Regions from separate parts of the Homo sapiens genome. Here regions 2 and 3 are each linked to region 1. The links are chromatin loops, found by intact Hi-C in ENCODE. Cell type or tissue: heart right ventricle. All regions are shown on one strand.

Region 1 (8,000 bases):
ATACATGGATTTAGATCACTGAAGACTGGGTGTCATGTAGGTGCCTGAGAAGTAGTTTCTCGTAAATGTAGGAGTGCCCTCTTAGAGTTTCAGAACTGACTTCTGAGATATTAGTTGGAGAATTTGAGATGTGTAGGTCTTTATTCTCTCTGTGGAGCTGTTCACGCTGGAGGGCGACTTTTTGCCTGAACTACATTTCGATCAAGCTAACATGACCTAGTCAGGAGGGGGCTATTTAACTGGGCTACTGCCAGATTCTTCAACAAATGTGTGCCAATACATCCAACTTAAACCTTTCTCCAGCCCTATTCTCTCATCTTCACAATCAAACTTCTGGAAATCTACCTACACATAAATGTTTACTTCCCTATCCCTACTGAGTCTTCATTCCTCTTCAATTTGGCTTTCATTTGACCTTTGCACTTAAATTGTGAATGCCAATCCACAGAAAAATCCCATATTGCTGCAGCCAGCAGGAACTCTCCTGTCCTCATCTCACTGTTCCTAATTCTCAGCAGCATTCAGCACTCCGCCCTTCCCTCCATCGGAAGCCACTTTCTTCCCTTAGATTTTTGATCACACACACACACACACACACACACACACACACACACACACACACAGTTTTTCTTTCTGGCAACTCCCTTTGTCTACTTTGCTGAACGATCTTCCTTCCCTCACCCTCTCTATGCTGGAGTTCCTCAGGACTCAGTCTTGGGTCCTTTTCATCTACGCTACATTTCCTGTGGTGTATCATTCACTTCATGGGTTTGGATTCCAGGAGCTTCCATGTTTGTGTATCCCACGCAGATCTCTTCTCAGAGTTCCAGGTCCTTTCCTCTAACTGCCCTCCTCACCTCTCTGCTTGGATGTCTCATAAGTGTCTCAAATGTAACAGGGACAAACTTTGATCTTTCTCACAGAAACTTTCTACACCTCGGTCTATGGCCATACTACCCTGAAGGCGCCAGATCTTGTCTGATCTCGGAAGCTAAGCAGGGTTGGGCCTGGTTAGTACTTGGATGGGAGAAACTTTCTACACCTCAGAAGATGCCTGATGGGCATCACCATCTAACTAGAACTCTAGACCGAACTGAAAGTTATGCCTCACACCCCTTCCCCTTGTGAACTTCCTGGGTCCAGCTGACCAATCAGCCAAAGCAATCCTGCTTCTAGCATGCAGCTTGCATTCATCTGTTCATCCATCACTACTGCCACATCTGAAGTCCTGGTCACTATTATCTCTAGGCTGGCTATGTGATAACATCCTAAGTGGTCTTCCTGCTTCCATTCTCGTCCCTCCTTAGTTCATTCTCCAGCTTCTGGCAGAGTAGATCTTTCCAAATGCAGGCCTGGCCACTCCTCTGCTGGAAACCATTCAGTGGTTTCTCATTGCTTTTAGGATAAAGGTCCCGTGTGGTCTAGTCTCTGACTACCTCCCCAGGCCATCTTACACCTCCCTGGCACCATGCTCCAGACAGATTAATTTTTCTTTTCTTTGAACTGAACACATTACACATTTGCCCTATTTTTGAACTTCCCACAAGCTGTCCCCTTGGCCTAGAATAATCTTCACCCCACTCTTTTCATCTTCCAGATCTCAGGGTATATGTCACTTCTTTAGAAAATGCTCAATTGTTATTTTACCTACCTCCCCATGCCATCAAGTCAGTTTCTATTTTTAATCTCACTGAACTCTACTTTTTCATTCATAGTACAGGTTGAGCATTCCAGGTCTGAAAATCCAAATCCAAAATGCTCTAAAATCCAAAACTTTTTGAGTGCTGACATACCCCTCAAAGAAAATCCTTCTTGGAGCATTTCAGATTTCAGATTTTCAAATATGGGATGCTCAACTGTTAATGTAATCCAAATATTCCAAAATCTGAAAAAAAAATCCAAAATCTGAAATATTTCTGGTCCCAAGCATTTTGGATCAAGGGGCACTCAACTTGTACTCATAAAAAAATGGCTGGGCACAGTGGCTCACGCCTGTAATCCCAGCACTTTGGGAGGCTGAGGTGGGTGGATCACAAGGTCAAGGAGATCAAGACCAGTCTGGCCAAGATGGTAAAATCCTGTCTCTACGAAAAATACAAAAAAAATTAGCCAGGTGTGATGGCAGACGCTTGTAACCCCAGCTACTTGGAAGGCTGAGGCAAGAGAACCTCTTGAACCCGGGAGGCGGAGGTTGCAGTGAGCCAAGATCATGCCACTGCACTCCAGCCTGGGTGACAGAGCGAGACTCTGTCTCAAAAAAAAAAAAAAAAAAAAAAAAAAAAATTACGCCTATAAAAATCCGCTCTTATTTTTCTTTCATTCCAGTGTGGAGGGGGGTGTCTTGGAGAGCTTTGCTGTGCCATGCATGTGAATATCATTGGGATTGCAAATAATCCACAGCTCCTGTAGCCACACTGGGCTAGGATCAGTCATGTTACTTTGGCTTCAGTCCTGGATGTGGCTGAAATCCTTAACCAAATTAATTCCATGAGCCTCTCTCTCTAAGTGGCCTAATAGTGATGTGATATTGGAAATGCATAACTTATGCATGTGTGGCTCCCTTAATGCCAGATTCTGGTCCTGATCTTCTTAGCAAGCCCCATCTCTGCCTTTGTACAACACTCCCATCCTCTACTCTCTGCATATACCCTGTATGTACTTCATGTTATAGCTACAATGGACAATTTTCTATTCTTCAAGTACACTCTTCCCATGTCCCAACTGGGATGCTTTTCCCCCACTGATAAAATCTTGCTTCTCTTCAAACTCCTAGGCAAATTTCTCCTACTTCAGAAAGTCTTGTTTCTCCATATCCTTCGTAACCACCACCTGGTGCACATGCTGAAGGCAGAATTCATTGTCTCCTCTCCTTCACTCTCGAATAGCTTTGCCCAGACCCTCAGGTACTCCTTCATCCTCTGTATAATATTTGGTTTTCACCTCTTTATGAACTCTTTTGTATTCTCATTACTGGCTCTGGAACCCAGAACATACCACGGGTTCAAGGTATGTTTTAATGAATTGAATGGAATAAATTTTGTTGTGCTTATGCAGATACAGATGCCACTAAACACTGATCAATCTTTCACCAAGTCATGTGATAATCTGATGTAACATTTACACGTTTCTCATAATTAGGCTGTATCTGGGCACTGTCCCCTGTTCTACTTATTCTGTACTTCCAGTATAATGAAATAAATCAAGGAAGGCTTCTGTGGGTTGCCTTTGTTCTGATCAGCTGAAGCACTTCACTAGGCACCAATTCTATGAACAAAGACTTCTCAAATGTTTTCTGCTTCAGTTGCACAAATATTTCAGCTGTCGTATCTGTGAGCCAGAATTATCTGGGTAGTTCCACTTTGCGGTGTAGACACAGCCTCAGTTTTTCCATCTGCAAAATGCAAATAACCGTGCCTGCCACTAACAGAACTGCAACATCTTGAAGAATAATGAGATAATGTCTATAAGAACACTTACAGTAACTTAGAATAAACCTGTCAGAGAAATGCCAAGAATTATTATGCTGCTATTTTTGTAAGTGTGTGTGGTTTTGCCACTTTCCTAACATAGAAAAGAAAAAGTCTAACTACTTGGTTAAAATAATCCCAATGAAAAAAGAAAAAAAAAGAAAACTCCCACCCATGGCAAATGTGCTAGGCCATCAAGCAGGGCAATAATTATCTTAGCATAGTTTGGGAGAAGACTCTCATATTTTGCATAAAATTTTATATTAATATCTTTGCAACCTGGAGGCAGAATTCCTAAAATCCAAATTCACATTGTGTCAATGGGAGAATTTTAGTATCATATCAAAAGCTTTAACTATGAATGGTTAAAACAAAAATGCTATTTTTGTTTCATATTTATGTTTACGTAAAACATTTATAGAAAAATCAAAATCTGTTCATTTAAAAGTAATGGGTCCTCTATGTACCAAGTTATAATAATTATTTTTGAACATCTTCACTTGATTTGCAGAGGTTTCAAACCAACAATGATGAACAATGATTGATTATTACCATTATCATTTTAGAAATAAAGTTGAAAATGGGTTTATAAGAAAGAAAATCAGAAGCAAAAACTTAAGCTAAAATGAACAATAAAATTCCTGGTATGGGTTTAAGCGGGAGAAAGATTATTTTAATTTCCTTTTAATAAAATTATTTTCTCTTTCCTCATTTAAGAGAAATGTGAAAATTCTTAGCAGTTGAAATACCATTTCAGAACACTAGATCCACATGCTTGTTCACTCTGATATTCATGTCATGTAAGAAATGGAAACCCTTCTAGTCACTGTATTGGTGCGCTAGGACCCACTTTTTGGCTTCCAAAGCCCACTGTATTGAGGGTTGCCAGACACACTTAAGCTGTTCTTAAAGAATCCACCAGAGGGCGGAAGTACACAACCACAGCAGCCAATGTAGCCGTATGGGTCCTTCATGAGATACATTTCATCAACAAAAATCAGGTCGTTGCGTAAGGGATGTTGTTTATCCTTGCTTTGGAAATGTTTATCCTTGCTTTAAAATGTTTAAAAGGTGAAACATTTTAAAGTGATGATTCTTTCAGTGATTTAACAAATCAGTCATTGTTGGGTTTGAGAGTTAAACATGTGCTGGAGGGCTTCAGATTCTTTTGGCAGGCTTAGCACCAGAGCTTCATAGGTATTCCCAGGACATGGTAATGGCAGTAACATCCATTCTTCAGAAACAGGCTTCTCCTTTTACGTTTTTCCCCTCAGTATATTCTTCCTTAATTTTTTTTTTTTTATCTTAAAATATCTAGTGGCCAAGAGGTCTACAATGACACACTTTGTAGAAACCACACAGGACATTAACGTAAGTTTACCTTCTAGTAATTATTTTACAAATGTGTTATTTCAATTAGATTACATATTAAGACACTGCTATGCTGTAACAGCACTGGGATGTCACTAATTAAGGCTGTAATAGGGCAAAAGTGAACTCCTAATAAATACTGAATTAGAGATTTCTTCTACAAGTCTGTGAGTTTAAGACAGGTTCAAAACTAAAATAAGAAAAAAACACTGAAAACCACTTTGCTCACATAATTTATATGTTAACTAAAATATGTATTGTTCACAGGTTACTAATCCATTTCAAAGTGTAGATTTTATACAAAGAATATCACAGAAATATTTTACCTCCCTCTGATGTTAACTCTGATAAGCTATGGGATTTAAGGAAATGGATAATAAGCTCGAAAAGTTCAAACTAATGGATTTGAATCAAAAAACTCTTTTTGTTAGAATTGTTATTCATTTATATTTACTTTCATTTCACTATCGTGGGCTGAAAAATGTTGACTTTCAAAGAACTCAATGGATGGTCTTCCCACCAGGACTTAAGTTACCCCTTGCTTCTAACATTGACTAAAAGGTGAAAAACATGGTCAATTATGGTGACTATCTTTGCGTATGGTGTGCGTGTGTGTGTCTGTGGTTAGAGATGTCGGTGCAAATGGGGGAGGGATGACATGATTTATACTTTTGTTTTTTTACTTTTATCTGACTTTTTGGGGTCAGTTATTTAAAAATTCACTTTTATCTGCTTTTTTCTTTTTTCAGGAGAACTCTGTGGAATGTGTATATATAGGCGGGCCCAGGTGGTAGAATGTGATGTAAATGGGTTTGGTCACAGGGAAACTCAGTTCTTTTTCTCATTAGTTGTGGCACCTTGGAAAGTCACTTCTCATTTAGGGGGCCTCAGTTTTCTCATCTGTAAAACAATCAGCTGGATGAGGAGATCACTAAGAGTCCTTTAAACTCTAAGATTCTATGACTATTACAATGGATCTTTTAGTGGAATCATAGTTAATGCACATCGTACGTAATAGTATCAGGCATTGGCTTAGACACTGAGGATAAGAGCTCTATATACTTGTGAACTTGGTGAAAGTTGAGAAGGATGGAGAAAGAGATAGAATGAATATAAAAATATGAGTAGAGAATTGCTTTAATTTGAATAGCCTCATTGTTTTAGTGCTCTGAATAGAAATAGAAAAAAATGGTTAGTATTTACTGGAATTGCTATTTTTAGGTCATTCAGAGTTAAGGACAAATTTCAATTGTCACACATAAAAGGTCTTATTTACATAAACAATTTTACAGGGCTTGTGCAAATACAAGAAACCAAAAGCCCTAACTGCTGTTTCTCATGGGTTAAATCTGTCTCTTCAATCTATCAAATATTTGGCTTTAGAATCCTAACAGTCTTTAGCTATCATTCAAAGTAAGGTAAATACATTTAGATAGCTAGGACAACGATGAATTTCAAACTGTATTATACCTTCAAAAGCAAACTAGATGCCACCAAACAGCTTAGAGAAATGAGAAGAAAGCACATGACCAGAAGGGCACAGGACGTAGGGCAGTAAGGGCACATACCTGTTGGAATGAACGCGGCGTGTTGCTGCAACTGTGCGCTGGTGAGAGCCTGCTGGTAGTGCAAGACGCTGGGGTTAAAGACCGCGCTGGTACCATTGCTTTTTTCAAGTGCTTGTCTCTTTGGTAAAGGATGAAGAGCACCAGGGGGAAAGGCCTAGAAATGAAGAATTCGATAAGATATGTCTAACTTAAAGCAAACACACCTTCCATGTTCACAGAGATCATCAATTGCAACATTCTTTTTAAAAATGACAGCTAAGGAGATGCCTCTGCCATGCACCTTAATTTAAACAGCGGCAATGTCGAATGAGTGAGAATTTGTTATTGAGAGCGAAAGCATGATTTCTGTAACCCAAAACGGTAGCATCTCAACTAAGGAAAAGAAAAACTATCAAGCAACAACAACAAAAAAAATGGCTTCAGCTTTTAAAATGAGTTAAACTATTCTAAGGGGGGACGAAGCATTGGTGTTATTATTAATACCTATTCTTTTCTTTAACTAAATGGCAATTTCTTGAATTTAAAGGTTAATACGAATTATAATGAACATTTTCTGAGTCAAATAATTTAAATTTGCTTCACTCTTTTGGAAAAGGTATTAAAATTTGTTAGGATTAATTTATTTCACAGATTACATATGAGAATGAGATGGCTAAACACCTTATTGGATTTTTTCCATAAATTAATAATAATGATTGTTTGCAACCAGTATTTTACAAGTAATACAAATCTCAGATGGTTCTCTGAAAAGCTACATGCAAAGCGAAAGGTGAAAGGTCAAAGTACCAGGTCTACAGTTGCTTCGAGAGGTCGCTTCATTGCTTTGGCAGTCGACTGAGTCTTTTAATAACAGGCAGCGAGCACATGATGGCAGTGGGCCAATGGGATTCAAGCGAATTAACATACAGGTAAACAGCAAGCAGAGGTGCATCATGGGAACGGCATTGCATTGTGGATAGGTGAGAAGGAAAAAAATATTCTGAATGCAATATACAACGTACAAAACACTAGGCATGCACAACAACAAAAATGTTCTCTAAAGAAATGAATATTACACCTTAAATTAGTATTGAAGCAAAAATGCATCTACTATACCTTAGTTAAAAGCATATAAGAGAGTAAAATATAGATGTTTGAAATTCAGGAAAGTTAATTAAAACAGCAGCTTGCATACACACCATAAGCATTTTTTATATTGCTTCAGAAAAAAAAATGCAAAATTTGTAAGGGCCATAGGATCGAAGAACTTCTGATAAGTTAGTTTTCAAATATGAAATAATGAGTCCATCGAGTAAGGATATGACCCAAGTTGAAATTTTTCATAAAAATAATTTAAAATTCATAGCTGGCCTAACAAAATGAAGTGGCGAACTGAGACAAAAAATTCAGGCAAAAAAATATTCAAACACAAGATTATTTAGGCGAAACTGTTGGGTTTGGATCTTTATTTTTTGTCTGAATCATGTGGATAATTGTCTCAATTCTTGTCTTCACTCTGCTAGTGCGAGTCTTGTAATGTGGACTAAAGTTCCAAATTTAGTGCCTTGAATTTAAATAGTGAGTTTCCAGAATTCCCCACTTGTATTCCATCATC
Region 2 (8,000 bases), 250 kb after region 1:
GAGGAGAGCCGCTCTCAGCCAACAGGAAACCAAGGTAGCGGCTGATGAAAGCAACAGAGTTGTGTACTACAGAGCAGCATCCCCCCTTCCTCGAGACAGGTTGTAAGGAAACACTGCAGCATGTTTATCTGTCTGCCCAGCCCTATTTAGTGAAAAATGATTGCTCTTTGCCTCTTGTTACCATGCTCAGATGATACTATGGCAACCAGGCTGCACAAAAGGGGAAGGGGGGGCTGACGCTGCTTAGCAACTTGAAGATTTTTAAAAGGCAAGTACTCATTGCAACAGCAACAGTTTTTAAAATGCCAGTTTTCAGGAGAGAAAAGAGAAGAACATTAGAGAAAGCAAATGGAGATGACACAGTAGAGGAAAAGAAAGAAAGGAGAAAGAAAGAGAAAGAAAGAAAGAGAGAGAAAGAGAAAGAAAGAGCGAGAAAGAGAGAGAGAGGGAGGAAGGGAGGGAGGTGGGGAGGGAGAGAGAGAGAAAGAAAGAAAGAGAAAAGAAAAGAAAAGAAAGAGAGTCATCTGCATGTCACCTTTTCAAAGCTCTTTTTTGTACATCCTCACAGAACTCACGGGAGCTTGGCTGGGTCTCTGTTCACTGGTGGGGAAACTGAGGCTCACAGGGTGAGTGGCGTGCTCAGGGTTTGTCAGCGAGTCGGGGGCAAGTCTGGGACTAATATGCAGGCAGCCCAGTTCCAAATCCCACACTCTTTTTACAGCTTCATGCTTTGAAAAAAAAAGTAACCAGGAAATCTGAGGAAGGGAAAAAATAAAATCACACGAAACTGCCAATGGTGTGAAAAGGATGGGCATCTGTTTCAGGTAGAAACTCAGCAAAAAGCACAAAAATACATTTGAATGTATTTTCAGAATTAAGTTGAAACGACAAGGTGTTTTCTATGTGATTCATTCATTCATTCACTCATTCAGTCATTCAGGGCAAAAAAAAAGGTGGCACAGACAGTATTAAATTCCAGCATTCCTTGAATGAGCAGGAGGTTGCCTGTTTCTGGAACGTATAGGATCTGGAGGAATTCCTGGGCACTGGAAGGATTCAATGCTGAGGGGATGGAAGAAGAGAAGTGGAGAAAGGAGGGGAGGGGGAAAGTCTTGCCCTGGTTTAGGAAGAAACTGTCTTGAGTAGGATAAACATCCATCGAGATAAATGACCACATCATTTCAACCAAGACTATGTAAACCAAAGACGGTTCAGGTTCCAGTCTGCATTCCTCACTGGCTGATATTACATTTCTCAGCTCCTCTGCCACTCCAGCCTTCCACCCTTGGAAGCAAAATGCTAGATGGCTTACAAAACAGAGCTCGAACATGGAGCGACTACGGCGCTGAGCTTGTCTGGAGGGCCCAACAACAGGCAACGACAACACTAAGGAAACATCCTATGTCAGGCTAACGGGCGTTCTCTGAGGCAGAACTTGATAGAATGGGTTTCTGTAGATTGTGCCCTTTCTTTAATTAACTCAGTATTTAAGAGATGCCATTCAAGTCAGACCAAAGGTCTAAATCAGAACTGACCTTTCTGAAGCTGGCACAAGTTTTGTCTTTGTTTTGGGCTCTATGAAGGGTGAGGGGATGGAGGAGCCCAGGGGTGAGAATAAGCCAGTGGGTGGAGTTTCCCGCTGCTTAGCGGCTCCTTGAGGGGCCCATTCCATAGACATACACAGAGGGCCTCCTGCATGCCTCCCATGTGGGTCTCCTCACGCTCCTTCTCTCTGCCCCCCTGCACTGAAAGGACTCTGCAGGGCCCAGAACTTCAGGCTTCCTCATCTTGGTGCCTGCCTCCCGGGAGAAGCCACGGCTGCCTTCCTGATTGATAACACAGCGCTGACAAGACAAGTGCTGCTTTGGGTTCCAGTGGTCACAACCAAGCTATTCTTATGCTCCCCTCCTCATTGTTTCCACTCGTTCCTAATTGCACTTACGCAGAGGGCTCCAGAAGCAGTAAACAGACGGCCTTCTCCTATACTCACAATTAGCTAGAAGAATCCAGGTCAAGCTTTTCCAACCTGCAGCCCATGGGTGGCATGTGGCCCAGGACAGCTTTGAATGCAGCCCAACACAAATACTTAAACTTTCTTAAAACATTATGAGTTTGTTTTATTTTTTTAACATGTCAGCTATTGTTAGTGTTAGTGTATTTTATGTGTAGTTCAAAACAATTCTTCCTCTTCCAGTGTGGCCCAGGGAAGCCAAAAGATTGGACACCCCTGGTATGTGGTCTGTGATGCTCCCAACTAAGCAGATGTCATCTAGCATTAGTTTTAAGGCGTCAGGCCAGGTGTAGTGGCTCACACCTTGAGCCCAGGGGGGTTTCAAGGCTACAGTGAACTATGATGGCACCACTGCACTCCAGCCAGGACATCAGAGCAAGACCCTGTCTGTAAGGCGGGGGGAGCGGGGGAGCCAAACTAAGGGTGGGGCATTGTGGGGACTGCTCTTACTTCTAACACAATAACTATGAAATGAGTGAACTTCTGGGTTCTAGTCCTAATTGTGCCATCAGCTCTCGCATTCTTCACCTCCACCTCCATCCCCACTACATGCCCCAACCATACTGAATTTCATAAGAGCCCCAAATATACATCCCCACCTCCATTTGCACTGTCCCTCAATGTGTGAAGAGCCACTTACTACCTCACAGAGCAGAGCGCTCTATCTCTGACCCGGGCAGTTAATAATTACAACTTTCAAATTTCCTATCTTATTCGATGGGGAAAAGCCAACAGCAGTCACCCAGTGGGGGCTAGAGAACAACATTCCCATCTTAGGAGTCATAAGAATCAGAGAGAAGAAGTTTCGCCAAGTCCCTCCAGCTTCAACTCACCTGGCAACTAGTAACAAGCTAGTAAGGTTTAGGAGAAGGCCCGACTCCAAATCCCCTGTTCATTACAGGATTTGGAAATCTCGTTTTCTTGTGGCTTATGTTAATTAAACTTAAACCTATCTTTTAGAGCAAAACAAAACAAATACACTTACTCTTTCAAATATTGGCCTTCCAAATATTTGAATGGAGCTCCTGGGTGCCCTCCAGGGCTGCGCATCTCACACTTTAAAGTGTGTGGATAAGTCACCTGGGGGCTTGTGAAACTGCAGATTGGGATCCAGCAGTTCTGGGAGGGAGCGGGTGTAACAGACCCTGTCTACACTGCAGGAAACCCAGCCTCTACCTCCTCCCAAACCACTTTCAGAGGTCAAAAAAATTATGCAGTCTTTCGAATTAAATTGAAGACTTGCCACCTCCTTTTTATTTCATGTTCCCAGGCACTTACAAAAGTACCTGACTTACCTCAAGCACCGAATAAATCCTGTCGAATATGTCTGACAGAAGGAGGCAGAAACGGTCAAATTAAATACCTCCCCTTCCTCATCCCAGCCCCTTCCTTGGTTTAGAAAGGGCATCTGCTTCTGCCACGTCACTAAACTTATCTGAATATCGCCGTCATCATCTGTAAATTGGGAATAAAAATGACTCCTTTTGGGGCACTGGAGACATCAAACTGCGAGAAGACCATAAGCGTGGAAATGCTTAGCAAATGTCATGAGCGCCCCTCAAGTAAACCAGAACCAAACAAAGCAAAAACTAAAAAAAAATATGGACACATGGCAGTTGCCAAAACACTGTGTACTCACTTAAGTGAGGCAGGAAAAATGCTTCTACCGAAAAGAACACGGTGCAGGAAGAGCTCATTAGGCCTTCCCGAAGGGAACGCAGTAGCTTGCTGCTCGCCCGCAGGGCCGTGGGACCGCGCCGGGCGTCCTTTGCCGCCCTCTGCTGGACGGAACCCCCCACCCGCGCCCGCGTGTCTGGTCACAGCGCGCCGGCAGCGCCCAGGGGACCTGCGTCCTCAGCCAGCCGGTTATGTAACACCAGACTGCATCCAGAGCAGGCTTGCGAAGAGGAAATCACTGAGTTCATGACGCATCGATTCAAGCTGATAAGAGGAGGGGAGGGCAAGAAAATATTGTGTCTTTCCAACGTTCGAGGTGCTAATGAATTTAATCTGCAGAGGAGCCCTAAAAAGCAAGGAGGGTCATTCTTGTTTTGTGGCGGAGCAAAGTGAGGCTCAGGGGGGACTGGATAAATTACCGAGGGGAACATGGCTTACTGAGTGGCCCGACCAGGTTTTGAATTAGGGCCATTTTGATTACAGATACCAGGTTTCTATACCTGAGTCTGCCGTTAATTAGCTATGGGAGCGGGACCCACCCACTTAGCCGTGTGGGGTCCTGGTGTTCTTTGTTTGCGGAGAGAGGGGTTGATGGAGGTGACCCTGAAGGTTCATTTCAGCTCTCACATTCTGAGCCAAGCCTTTTTTTTTTTTTTTCATGTGCCGTTGTTGTGTAGAAATAAATTGTTGGATAATCCCCCCGCCCACCCCCGGCGGTGGAACCACACATTTCTCATCAAGCAAGACAGCACCAAGCATGCCAGGGGCCCTGCCAAAGGCTACCTGGCTTCCATCCTCTCCAAAATGATCTACAGGCTTAGAGCTGTGGTCTCTGAACAAACTTTCATGTTTTAAAGATCCTACCATGGGTGAAATATATCAAAGGGTCAGCCTTGCCTGCCCAAGATACGTCATTTATGTTGCAGAGAAAGGAATATTACAAATTAAGCATGTTTATCCTATGCTCATCAGGGTCCAGGAGAGAGAGATGCACATTTGTACATTCTCCAGGGTGAGTCCCTGAGGTTCCACTTAATGAGCTGGTGGGGTCATTTATCCCTTATTAAGCAGACTAACTCTCAATCTGAACCTTCCCTCAAAAAGTTTTAGTTTGATTCCTCTCTGATATAAAGAGAGTGGACACTTTAGTCTTGTCTAGTCTGGATACTGACTTACAACATGCTTCTGCTTCATTGGAAACTTCAGCTCAGGAAATACTTTAAGGTTCCCCCTCTCCACCTCTTGTGGGGCTATGAAGCATCTCTCCCTCTCAATTTAACTGGAAATTTCAAAGTTTAAAAATGCACACACTGGAAAGCACCGTAGACATTATATGATATAATTCTCTTATTTTATGGCTGTCAATCAGGGCTATTTGTTCACTAAGGACATTTCTCTAGAAACAATAAAAAGATGACTGAGCATCTTCTCCCAGACTTTGGATGGTACCTTACATGCATTGGCAGGAAGCCACAAAGAAAGCTGAGTCAGCGCAGAATCAGGGCAGCCAACAGAAAGTTAGGATTCAGCCTGTTTATCACATTCGCCAGCTAAAAAAAGTCAGGTCTAGGGCCAAAAATACATGAGCCCCTTTCCCAGAGCTCTTCCCCTAGAAAAATATCACACCTTGAGAGCTACTCTGGTCTCATGGAAACACCATACCTCGCATTACCTAAGAAGGCCCAAGCGACGTCCATCTCTAAAAAGATGATAAAATACCCATCAAGCCTCCTTAGTCAGAGGCAGCCACGTTGCAGCCAGAGACCGAATCTGGCAGGGTTTCCAGACTTATAGTACACGCCAAGCATAATTTAATGTGAGTATGATAAACAGTGATGGATCACTGACAGTCTGCGATGCTGTCAGGGCAAGGGTTCCCCACCATTCTGATATTGCAGCAAGATACCAGGAGGCCAGCTCCATCCCCCGAATGCTGTCATGCTAGCCCAGAGAAAACTCCTATTCCTATTCACTTCAAAATAATAACAATAATAATCATTTCTCTTTATTTTTGGTCCCCTTCACCATTTTCTCTGTTAACTTAGAACCTCTGTGGTTTGACTTTTATATCATACCATCCAGAGAAGAAACTATGTAAGAATCAAGTTGGGCCAACAGGCAGTGTTTCTTCTTCAGCTGAGGAATGTGCAGCCCCCGAGGGCTTGGGCAGGAGAGGACAGGAGGGATTGTCACGAAGTCCCAGGATGAACTTGGCCCATGTTCCAGGAGCACTTTTTTTTTTTTTTTTTTTCTGATACAGAGTTTCCCTCTTGTCACCCAGACTGGAGTGCAATGGCACAAGCTAAGCTCACTGCAACCTCTGCCTCCCAGGTTCAAGCGATCCTCCCGCCTCAGTCTCCCAAGTAGCTGGAATTACAGGCGCCCGCCACCATGCCCAGCTAGTTTTTGTATTTTTAGTAGAGATGGGGTTTCACCATGTTGGCCAAGCTGGTCTCGAACCCCTGACCTCAGGTGATCCACCTGCCTTGGCATCCCAAAGTGCTGGGATTACAGGCGTGAGCCACTGCACCTGGCCCCAGGAGCACATTTATAACTCACAGCTTTTGGGGGGTGAGGAAGGGAGAGATGACACAGAAATATTATGAAGTAGCAAGTAAATTTTGCATGGGTTTTTAGGATGAAACACAATATTCTAAAATGTTGTTTAATTTTTTTAACATTTCCTTTACATTTTAAACAAAATTTCTTGTTTGTACCTGGTTGCTTCAAGCTTTGGCCTCTAACCTCTTGGGGGCCCACATATGGAAAATATAAGATTAGATATTATGATAGTTAATATTGAGTGTTAACTTGACTGAAGGATGCAAAGTAGTGTTCCCGAGTGTGTCTGTGAGGGCGTTGCCAAAGGAGATTAACATTTGAGTCACTGGACTGGGAAAGGCAGACCCATCCTCAACCTAGGTGGGCACCATCTAATCAGCTTCCAGCAAGGCTAGAATATAAGCTGGCAGAAGAACGTGGGAAGACTAGACTGGCTTAGTTTTCTGGCCTACATCTTTCTCTCGTGCTGGATACTTCTTGCCCTCGAACATCGAACTCCAAGTTCTTCAGCTTTGGGGCTGAAACTGGCTTCCTTGCTCCTCAGCTTGCAGATGGCCTACTGTGGGACCTCACCTTGTGACGGTGTGAGTCAATACTCCCTGATAAATTCCCCTTTATATATACAGCTATCCTATTAGTTCTGTCCCTCTAGAGAACCCTAATACAGATATTTAATCCTACCTATTTTTTTGCCTTGGAAAGATAGTTACTACTACTACCACTTCTACTTCTACTACTAATTACTATTCTTACCACAATTACCACTACAAATTCTACCACTAAATTTCCTGTTAAATTGTCTGAGAGTCATACTACTACTACTACTATGTGCTCCCTTTCTCTCCTGTTTTAAAAATCGGAAAAGACCCCAGTCTCCAGAGAGACAGGACCACTGCTAGGTTCTGCAGAGCCTGAAAATACAGTGCTTTCCTTGACTTCCCGCCTAAAGAAATATCTATTTAAGAAGTACTAATGGCTAAAAATAGTAAGAAATAATAACAACACAGAGTATTTGCTGACATGGTGGCCATCAGTGTTCTCAAGCTTGTGCAAACTCACCCCAGATGCCCCACGCTAACATTCACAGGACATGCTGGGGCACATAGACGAGGCTGTACGTGGCCAGTGGCCTTGGCATGGGGGTCCAGCTACCCCAGGCATCTCCTTTCTTCAATAAGGAATTCAGTAAGTATTTGTTGAATGAATGAATCATGTTCTTTTCCAGTTAAAAGCAGACTGAGAGCATCGAATCTATTGGAAACACCAGCAAGTGCCATCACCGGACCCAGAGGAGAAAGTAGCAGACCCCTGTGTCATGAGTGTCACATTCTGACCTCTATAGATAAAGGCTCCTTCATTTATAGAGGTCTGAATCCAGGCTTCTCCCCTCTTCTCCTCCGGCACCACCCTAGGAACTGAAGGGACCAACACCACACATGTGACCTATCTGTGGCACTCCAGGGGTGATTCGGTTTGGCTCTGTGTCCCCATCCAAATCTCATCTCGAACCTGTAATCCCCACAAGTCCAGGGATGGGCCTGGTGGGAGGTGATCGGATCATGGAGGCAGTTTCCCCCATGCTGTTCTCATGATGGTGAGTGAGTTCTCATGAGCTCTGATGGTTTTATGAAGGGTTCTTCCCACTTCACTCACCGCTCTCTCTTTCCTGCCGCCATGTGAAGAAGGTGCTTACTTCCCCTTCACCTTCCACCATGATGGTAAGTTTCCTGAGGCCTCCCTGCCACACATA
Region 3 (8,000 bases), 340 kb after region 1:
CTCATAAAATTTGAACTTCAAATGGTTATAAACATATTATGTACATTTACCAAGGAAAATAAAATATATCCAACAAGTTTCTTTGTTGGTATATTTTTTAATGTTATAACCTGACGTCTTATTCCAATAACATTTGCTCATTGCAAAAAACTTAGAAAATACAGATAATAAAAAAGAGAAAATAAAAATCATCTATTGTCCTGCTACCCAGAGAGTTTCTGTTGATTCTATATACACACGTGTCTGTCCACGTCTATCTTATCTATATCTCTATCCAAATAGATACACATGTAGAGACACATACACAAACACATGTACACACAATTTTTACAAGTTGTATTATTATATTAAACTTTTAACAATACATGTTAATGGTAAGAATACTACTATTCATCAATATTGTGTTCTTCTCTACTTCTAAGGGCATGAAATGACTTACTTCCCTCTCCTTTGAGGTTTGATGTGGCCGTTGACTTTGGCAAATAAAACATAAGCTGAAGTGACATAAGTTACTTTGAAGTACAAGCATTTTAATCCCTAGTAGTGATGATCTGATATGCTCTTTTCTTGCTGTAACTCGGAGATGGAAAAAAAGAGATTTTGCCATAAGAGGGAAATATCTGGAAATGCTAAACCAACACATACAGGGTGGACAGCTGCCCCAAAGAGTCACCTGGTTCTATATGTGCCATTGTGTAAGGCACTGAGAACTTTGGAATTGTTCTCAAACTACATTATGTCTATCTCTATTTATCTAGTTTATTCTGACCAGTAAAATCTTTAGCATTGTTCTGACATTAAATGTTCTACAAAATCATTTAAATGGCTAAATTACACTTTATTATATGAATGTGGTACAATTTATTCAGCCAACTTTTTAGTGTTGCATATTTATTTCCATTTTCTAAGTTTTTATAAACAATATGGTAAGGAATATATTTTTAGTTAAATTTTTGCTCATGTTTGTGTTGTTTTCTTAAGGTACAATCATGAAATGGAAAGTCATAATTCAAAAGATACACAAAACCATAAGTTTTTCATGTATAGTGTCAAATCATCCTACAAAAGATTATTGACAATATAATCAATGGCATAAAGAATACATGATTTCTCTATTTGATATAAATATTCTATCTACCTCCCGTACATTTCCCAAATTTAAAGGTGAAAATGATGTGCAGGCTTATTTCTGGGCTCTCTATTCTGTTCCATTTATCTACTTGACTGTTTTTGTACCAATACCATGCTGTTTTGGTTACTGTAGCCTTGTAGTATATTTTGAAGTCAGGTCATGTGATGCCTCCAGTTTTGTTCTTTTTGCTTACTACTGCCTTAGCTATTTGGGCTTTTTTTGGGTTATATATATATACACACACACACATGTGTACACACACACACACACACATATACATATATATATGTGTGTATATATATATACACACACACGTACATATATATTTGAGACAGTCTTGCTTTGTTGCCCAGGCTGGAGTGCAGTGACCTAATCTTGGCTCACTGCGACCCTTGCCTCCTGGTTTCAAGCGATTCTCATGACTTGGCCTCTCCAGTAGCTGGGACTACAGGTGCGACCACTACACCTGGCTAATTTTTGTATTTTTAGTACAGATGGGGTTTCAACATGTTGGCCAGGCTGACCTTAGGTGATCCGCCCGCCTCAGCCTCCCAGAGTACTGGGATTACAGGCATGAGGCACCATGCCTGGACCATATACATTTTAAAATAGTTTTTTCTAGTTCTGTGAAGAATCTTGTTGGTAGTTTGACAGGAATAGCATTGAATCTGTACATTGCTTTGGGCAGTATAGCGACTTTAATGATATTGATTCTTCCTATCCATGAACATGAAATGTTTTTCCATTTGTTTGTCTTCTTTGAGTTCTTTGAGTAGTGTTTTGTAATTCTCATTATAGAGATCTTTCACCTCCCTGGTTAGCTGTATTCCTAGGTAGTATGTTTGTGTGTGTGTGTGTCTGTGTGTGTGTGTGTGTGTCAATTGTAAATGAGATTGCCTTTCTGATTTGGCTCTCAGTTTGGCTGTTTCGGTGTATAGGAATGCTAATAATTTTTGTACATTTATTTTGTATCCTGCAACTTTGCTGAAGTTGTTTATTAGCTGGAGGAGCTTTTGGGCTGAGACTATGGGGTTATCTAGATAGAGAATCATGTCATCTGCAAACAGGGATAGTTTTTACTTCCTGTCTTCCTATTTGGATGCCCTTTATTTCTTTCACTTTTCTGATTTCTCTGGCTAGGTCTTCCAATACTACGTTGAATAGAAGTGGTGAGAGAGGACATCCTTGTCTTGTGCTGGTTTTCAAGGGGAATGCTTCCCGTGTTTGCCCATTCAGTATAATGTTGGCTGTGGGTTTGCCATAGATGGCTCTTATTATTTTGAGGTATGTTCCTTCAATACTTAGTTTATTGAGAGTTTTTAACATGAATGGTGTTGAATTACATCAAAAGCTTTGTCTGCATCTATTGACATAATCATGTGGTTTTTGTTTTGGTTCTGTTTATGTGATGAATCACATTTATTGATTTGTGTATGTTGAAACAAACTTGCATCCCTGGGATGAAGCCTACTGAATCATGGTGGATAAGCTTTTTGGCTGAATTTGTTTGCGAGTATTTTGTTGAGGATTTTTCACCAATGTTCATCAAGGATATTGGCCTAAAGCTTTCTTTTTTTGTTGTGTCTCTGCCAGGTTTTTGTATCAAGATGATGCTGGCCTCATAGAGTGAGTTAGGAAAGAGTCCCTCCTCCTCGATTTTTTGGAATAGTTTCAGAAGAAGTGAATGGTAACAGCTTTTCTTTGTACATCTGGTATGATTCAACTGCGAATTCATCAGGTCCTGGGCCTTTTTTTATTGGTAGGCTATTTACCACTGATTCAATTTCGGAGCTTGTTATTGGTCTGTTTAGAGAATCAGTTTCTTCCCGACTCAGACCTGGGAGGGTGTATGTGTCCAGAAATTTATGCATCTCTTCTAGGTTTTCTAGATTGTGTGCATAGAGGTGTTTGTAATCGTTTCTAATGGTTGTTTTCATTTCTGCATTACCACAAATTTACTGGCTTAAACAACACAAATTTATTACCTCATAGTTATGGAGGTCAGGGGTCTGGAATAAGTTTCACTGAGCTAAAATCAAGGAGTCAACAAGGCTGCCAGCTTCCTGAAGGCTCTAGGAGAGAATCCATTTTCCCGTTTTTTCCAGCTGTTAGACACCACCTGTGTTCCTTGGCTCCTGTCCTGCATCCCTCTGACCTCTGCTTCTGTTGCCATATCCTCTTCTCTGACTCTGACCCTGCTGCCTCCCTCTTATAAGGATACTATGATTTCACTGGACCCACCCACATAATCCAGAATCATCTCCCCATTTCTACATCCTAAATCATATAGGCAAAGTCTCTGTTGGCATAACAGGTAACACATTCACAGGTTTCCAGGATTAGGACAGGGTCTTTTGGGGGGGCATTATTATATCTACCACAAATGCCTTTTATCAGGAATTATATTTTACTTGCTGTTACTATGGCTTGCTTTTATTAATTTTCTTATATATCCTTTTTATCCACTTATTTTCAACTTTCCTCTGTCATTTTGTGCCAAGTGTGTCTTTTGCATACAGGTCTTTTAAAAGTTATTATTCTTTTAGAAACGTCATTTGAAATTTCTTTCTCTGAAAGAGGTAACTTACATACATTTTCCAGATGTGTTAATTTTTAAAAGTCATCTTATGTAGATATCCTTTTCTCTTCAGGTAAGTTTTCTTTATAATAATCTTGATTCTCCAAGGCTGTTTTCTTCTCTTATAGGGCTCATAGAAAAGTTTAATGTAGAGAAAATTATGGTCTGTGAATTTTTTTTCCCCATCTTTTAAAAAAAGACTAAGTGTTTGACAGTTACCTGGAAATCTGATTCATCTTCCAGACATCTGACTGTGCTTTTATTCTGGTATTAGATATGTCTTTTTGACTTTAGTTTTGATGTCTTAGATTTCAAATCCACAAGGATTATAAAAACCATGTACCTGCTAGAACAAGGGGTAAAAAGCTTGAGTAAGACAAATCTCAAATTGTTGAGAGCAATATAGCAAGTCATTTATATTAATGGCTTAGCATCTATATGTAGTATATTGTTACAATTTGGCTATGCTAATAGCTGTAACAATATATTACATACGATATAAGAATATCAGTCTTGGATGAGATGATTTATTCCCTTTAGAAGTTTTTCTTCTCTGGGCTGGGTGCAGTGGCCCACACATGTAAATCCTAGCACTTCGGGAGGCCGAGGTGGGCAGATACCTGAGGTCGGGAGTTCGAGACCAGCCTGGACAACAAAAAACCCTGTCTCTACTAAAACTACAAAATTTAGCCGGGTGCGTTGGTGTGTGCCTGTAATCCCAGCTACTCGGGAGGCTAAGGCAGGAGAATCACTTGAACCCAGGAGGTGGAGGTTGCGGTGAGCCACTGCCCTCCAGCCTGTGGCAACAGAGCAAGCAAAACACACATCTGCAGTACCGCTACTAAGGGAAGATTCATGTTCAACCCTACCGTGGATTGGTTTTTTTCACAGACTGAACCCTTCATTCCTTACCTCCACTCTGAATCTCTGAATTGAGTGACACATGTACGTAAACTTCACCTGGAAAGCAGATAACTTAGTTTTGATGGTATACGAAAACTCCATTCGTGTATAGCTCTGCCTCTCTTTATGTTATTATTGTCACAGATTACGTCTTTATACATTGTGTCCCCATCAACACAGACATAGTATGTACAGCTGTCTTTTAAATCAGATAGGCAAAAAAGAATAACAAACAAAAATTCTGTGTTTATACTATCTTTTGTATTTACCTATGTAAATACATGAGTATTAACTGGCTAGTTTTATTTCCACTTGAATCAGAATAATAGGTCTGATAATTCTAAATGATACGATTGATGTTTACCTTAACCTTATCAGTGTTCCTTTTTCTCCATTGTATATATGTGAATAATTCACTGATAAGCAGTGAATGTCCTGTATTAAAGAGCCGTTCATTGACTCGTGCTACAAGCACCCATTGAGCACTGGACATTGGACTCTGTGAAGCAAGTGATAAACTGTAGACTGCCATCAGAGAATTAACCTTGGAGGGGAGGAAGCTGACATGCATCACCAGGTAATTTTATGATAATTTTATAAATGCAACATTTACGACTATGTACCACTCACCATGGGAACACATCAGATCCAGCCCTGAGTAATCAGGAAGGCTTCCAAGAGAGGGGCCAGAAAAGGAAGGAAAGTGTAAAGGAAGATAAAATTGAAAAGATCAGCAGTAATTTTAAAAGATCATCTTGTCCACAGTGTGAAAACTGGTGTCTACAAAGGAAAATGTAGAAAAGGTAAAAAGCCAGGTGGGAGGTTATTAGCATTCTGTTCATGATGGGGGAGAACCAGGGTAGTGGTAGAGAAGTAAGCAAATTCTTGAGTCATGCAAAAGTGAGAAGTGATCGAATGTAGTGATTGTCTGGAGGTGGAAGGTAGGAGGTGGATAAAAAAGGAATGCCTGTTAGATGTCTGTCTTGGGCAAGACAAGAGATGCATATCTTTATTTAGAGAAATAATGCAGAAGAAGGAGCAAGCTGAGAAGTTGAGAGTTGGGGGAAGGGGGATGCTAGACAGGAGGTGACTTTGCCTGGGAAAGAACCAGGCAGAGCTATCCAGTGGGCTGTCATTCAGTTGCCTTTTTTTGCATTTAAAAGATACGTATTGATCAATTTCTATGTGCCAGACACACTACTAGGTGCTGAGAACACAATGCGCAGCAACATAGCCATTGTTCTTTCCCTTAGGGAATCTGATGGCAAAGGACAATAACATCTAAAAATTTTTTTCAAAAGACAAACATAGTCATTATAATAAAGAACATAAGTGAAATTACCATGTTAAATCCCAGGAGCTTTGGGTGCTCATGGGAGGTGTGCTGTAACATATTGAGTGTTCAGAAAAGGCTTTCTAGAGAAAGAAATGTGTAAATTTAAACCTAAATAACATGTAGGACCTAGGAAGAATGTGTGATGGCATAGACAGGGGACCAGAGGAGCAGAAAGGAAGCCAGACGATGGACATCTTTCAGACAGGAAAGTACTACAGCCTGGAGATGCAAAAGATTAGATGGAATTCTCTTGTAATGGGCAGAAAATTAACATCACTGGAATACAGATTGTGAGTAGGCAAGAGACAAGAGATAACATTTAATAAAGTAATTAGGGGGTCAGGAAAGGCACAAAGCGTCTTATAAACCAGACTAAGAACTTGTGCTTTACTTGAAATAGGGTCACCAACCACTCTAGTTTTCCTGGGTCTGAGAACTTTCCCAAGACACAGGATTTTCAGTGCCAAACTGAAATAGTCCTGGACTATTCAGAACAACTGGTCACCCTAGAGAGCCATTTGATGGTTTTATGTAGAGGTTTTCATGTATAATGAGGTTGTAGATTGGGGAGACCACTGTGGCTATGATATGGAGAAAGAAGGAGACTGGTGAAGATGAAATATGATGATGGCCAAGCTGGGGCAGGGGGAGGTTCAGTAGAGACAGAGAAAAACTGGGTGGGTTTGTTAAATTTTAAGAGATGTTATAATTAAACAGATGTGTAACAATTTAATGAATGAATGGGTTTAATGTGTGAGAAAGGCATGCGGGTGGTGGTGGTGCCATTTCCTAATTCCAGAGGGAGAGAAGTGGCTTTATATGATAATATGAAAAGTTCTATTTCAGACATGTTGAGTTTGTAAGGTTGTCAGATAAAATAATAGGACATCCAGCTAAATTGGAATCTCAGGCAAGGAATGAGAACATTTTTAGTTTAAGGATGTCCTGAAGAGGAATACTTATGGAATGTACACACAAAAAGAAATTCAGTTTTAAATGAGTGTTCTGGTAACCTTATGAGTTTGGGATGCCTGGAGACATCTGAATGGTAATATTCTTTAGGCATTTGGGATGTATGGGTTTGAACTCAGAAGAAAGATTTGGCTGAAAGGCCAGGGCAGTGAAATCACAGTGAATTTTTTATTTTGTTAGAGAATCATTCCACAAAGTAAGCATCACCATTTAGTTCCAAACTATTTATGACCTAGGAATTTGCATTTCTCATGGGAAATAATTTTGAACATTAGTTTAAGTGAAGGCAGCCTCTTTGCTCCTCTCCTAGTGCTGACAGTCACCCTCCAGCTGCCTTCTTATTGCCAACCAATTTGACCAAAATGTAACCCACATCCAGAGGTAAAGACCGACAGCCTGTCCTTTTGCCAAATGAGCTTTTGAAATCACAGGACCAAGTTAGAAAAGTGTATTGATTGATCTTAGAAAAGTTTTACTTAATGAACCAGAAAACAACGTCTTCTAATTTAAGCAGAATATATTCCCTGACCATTCTAGGCAACAGAATTTGCGAGTATATAAGCAAACATTCTGGAGTAGCAGGTATTTTTTAAACCTCAATTAATATATACATCTATAGGTGATGCAGTTTAACAGACATCCTAGTAATTGATCGTGGAATGGCTCAAATAATTGATGATTTTATCCAAATGTTACTGAAAGCAAATATCATGGTGATTTTTCAGAAGGCTACCCCTCTTTTAAATCTATTTTCAAAAAGTAATAGGATATTTTCGGGAATAAAGGTGTACAAACGCCACAGCCACATTTTTCTGGCTTGCCGGAAGAGCTTGCACATTCCTGCTGCCTTCAGGGTGAGCACAGGGCCCAGGGCTGTGTCTGGTTTATGCCTGCATTCTCGGAGAGTCTAGCAGAGATGCTTAGAATGCCTTTGAATCAGCCTCATTTCCATCGCTTTTGGTCCCACCTGCTAGTACAGGACCTTCAGGCTCTACAAATTCTCTCTCAATTATTTCCAGGAATTAATAGAGAGTGCTTTGCATGTGCTGAGAAACAAGTTTAGTTCACTACCACCCTGT

What was found. A loop is a pair of places that touch in the nucleus more often than their neighbours do. Peaks named below come from ENCODE experiments on the same cell type or tissue, not always from the same donor. Only the 100,000 strongest peaks of a DNase experiment are listed, where the experiment ranks them.
Region 2: it touches region 1 in a loop (4-fold over the local background); 86 of 110 quality-filtered maps call a loop at or near these places.
Region 3: a loop joins it to region 1, with 4 times the contacts of the local background. A loop is called at or near these places in 66 of 110 quality-filtered maps.

Annotation. Positions count from the first base shown.
Region 1 is chr13:97,356,042-97,364,041 of GRCh38, reverse strand. MBNL2 (muscleblind like splicing regulator 2) reads right to left here. Exons shown (of 9, transcript NM_001382683.1): 6 at 7,193-7,246; 7 at 6,407-6,560. It also overlaps the pseudogene RNA5SP37. Among named protein-coding and RNA genes, the nearest start is that of RAP2A, 74 kb to the left of the region's middle. RefSeq lists a silencer at 4,253-4,322. In heart right ventricle, a CTCF peak has its summit at 4,388 (motif pointing right); a DNase peak (open chromatin) is centred at 4,375; H3K27ac peaks cover 1,889 bases.
Region 2 is chr13:97,105,876-97,113,875 of GRCh38, reverse strand. No RefSeq gene overlaps it. Among named protein-coding and RNA genes, the nearest start is that of LINC00456, 70 kb to the left of the region's middle. RefSeq lists a silencer at 3,694-3,873. In heart right ventricle, a CTCF peak has its summit at 3,792 (motif pointing left); a DNase peak (open chromatin) is centred at 3,815; H3K4me3 peaks cover 504 bases; H3K27ac peaks cover 1,317 bases.
Region 3 is chr13:97,018,565-97,026,564 of GRCh38, reverse strand. No RefSeq gene overlaps it. Among named protein-coding and RNA genes, the nearest start is that of OXGR1, 28 kb to the right of the region's middle. In heart right ventricle, no CTCF peak of the experiment used is centred here; no DNase peak of the experiment used is centred here; H3K27ac peaks cover 162 bases.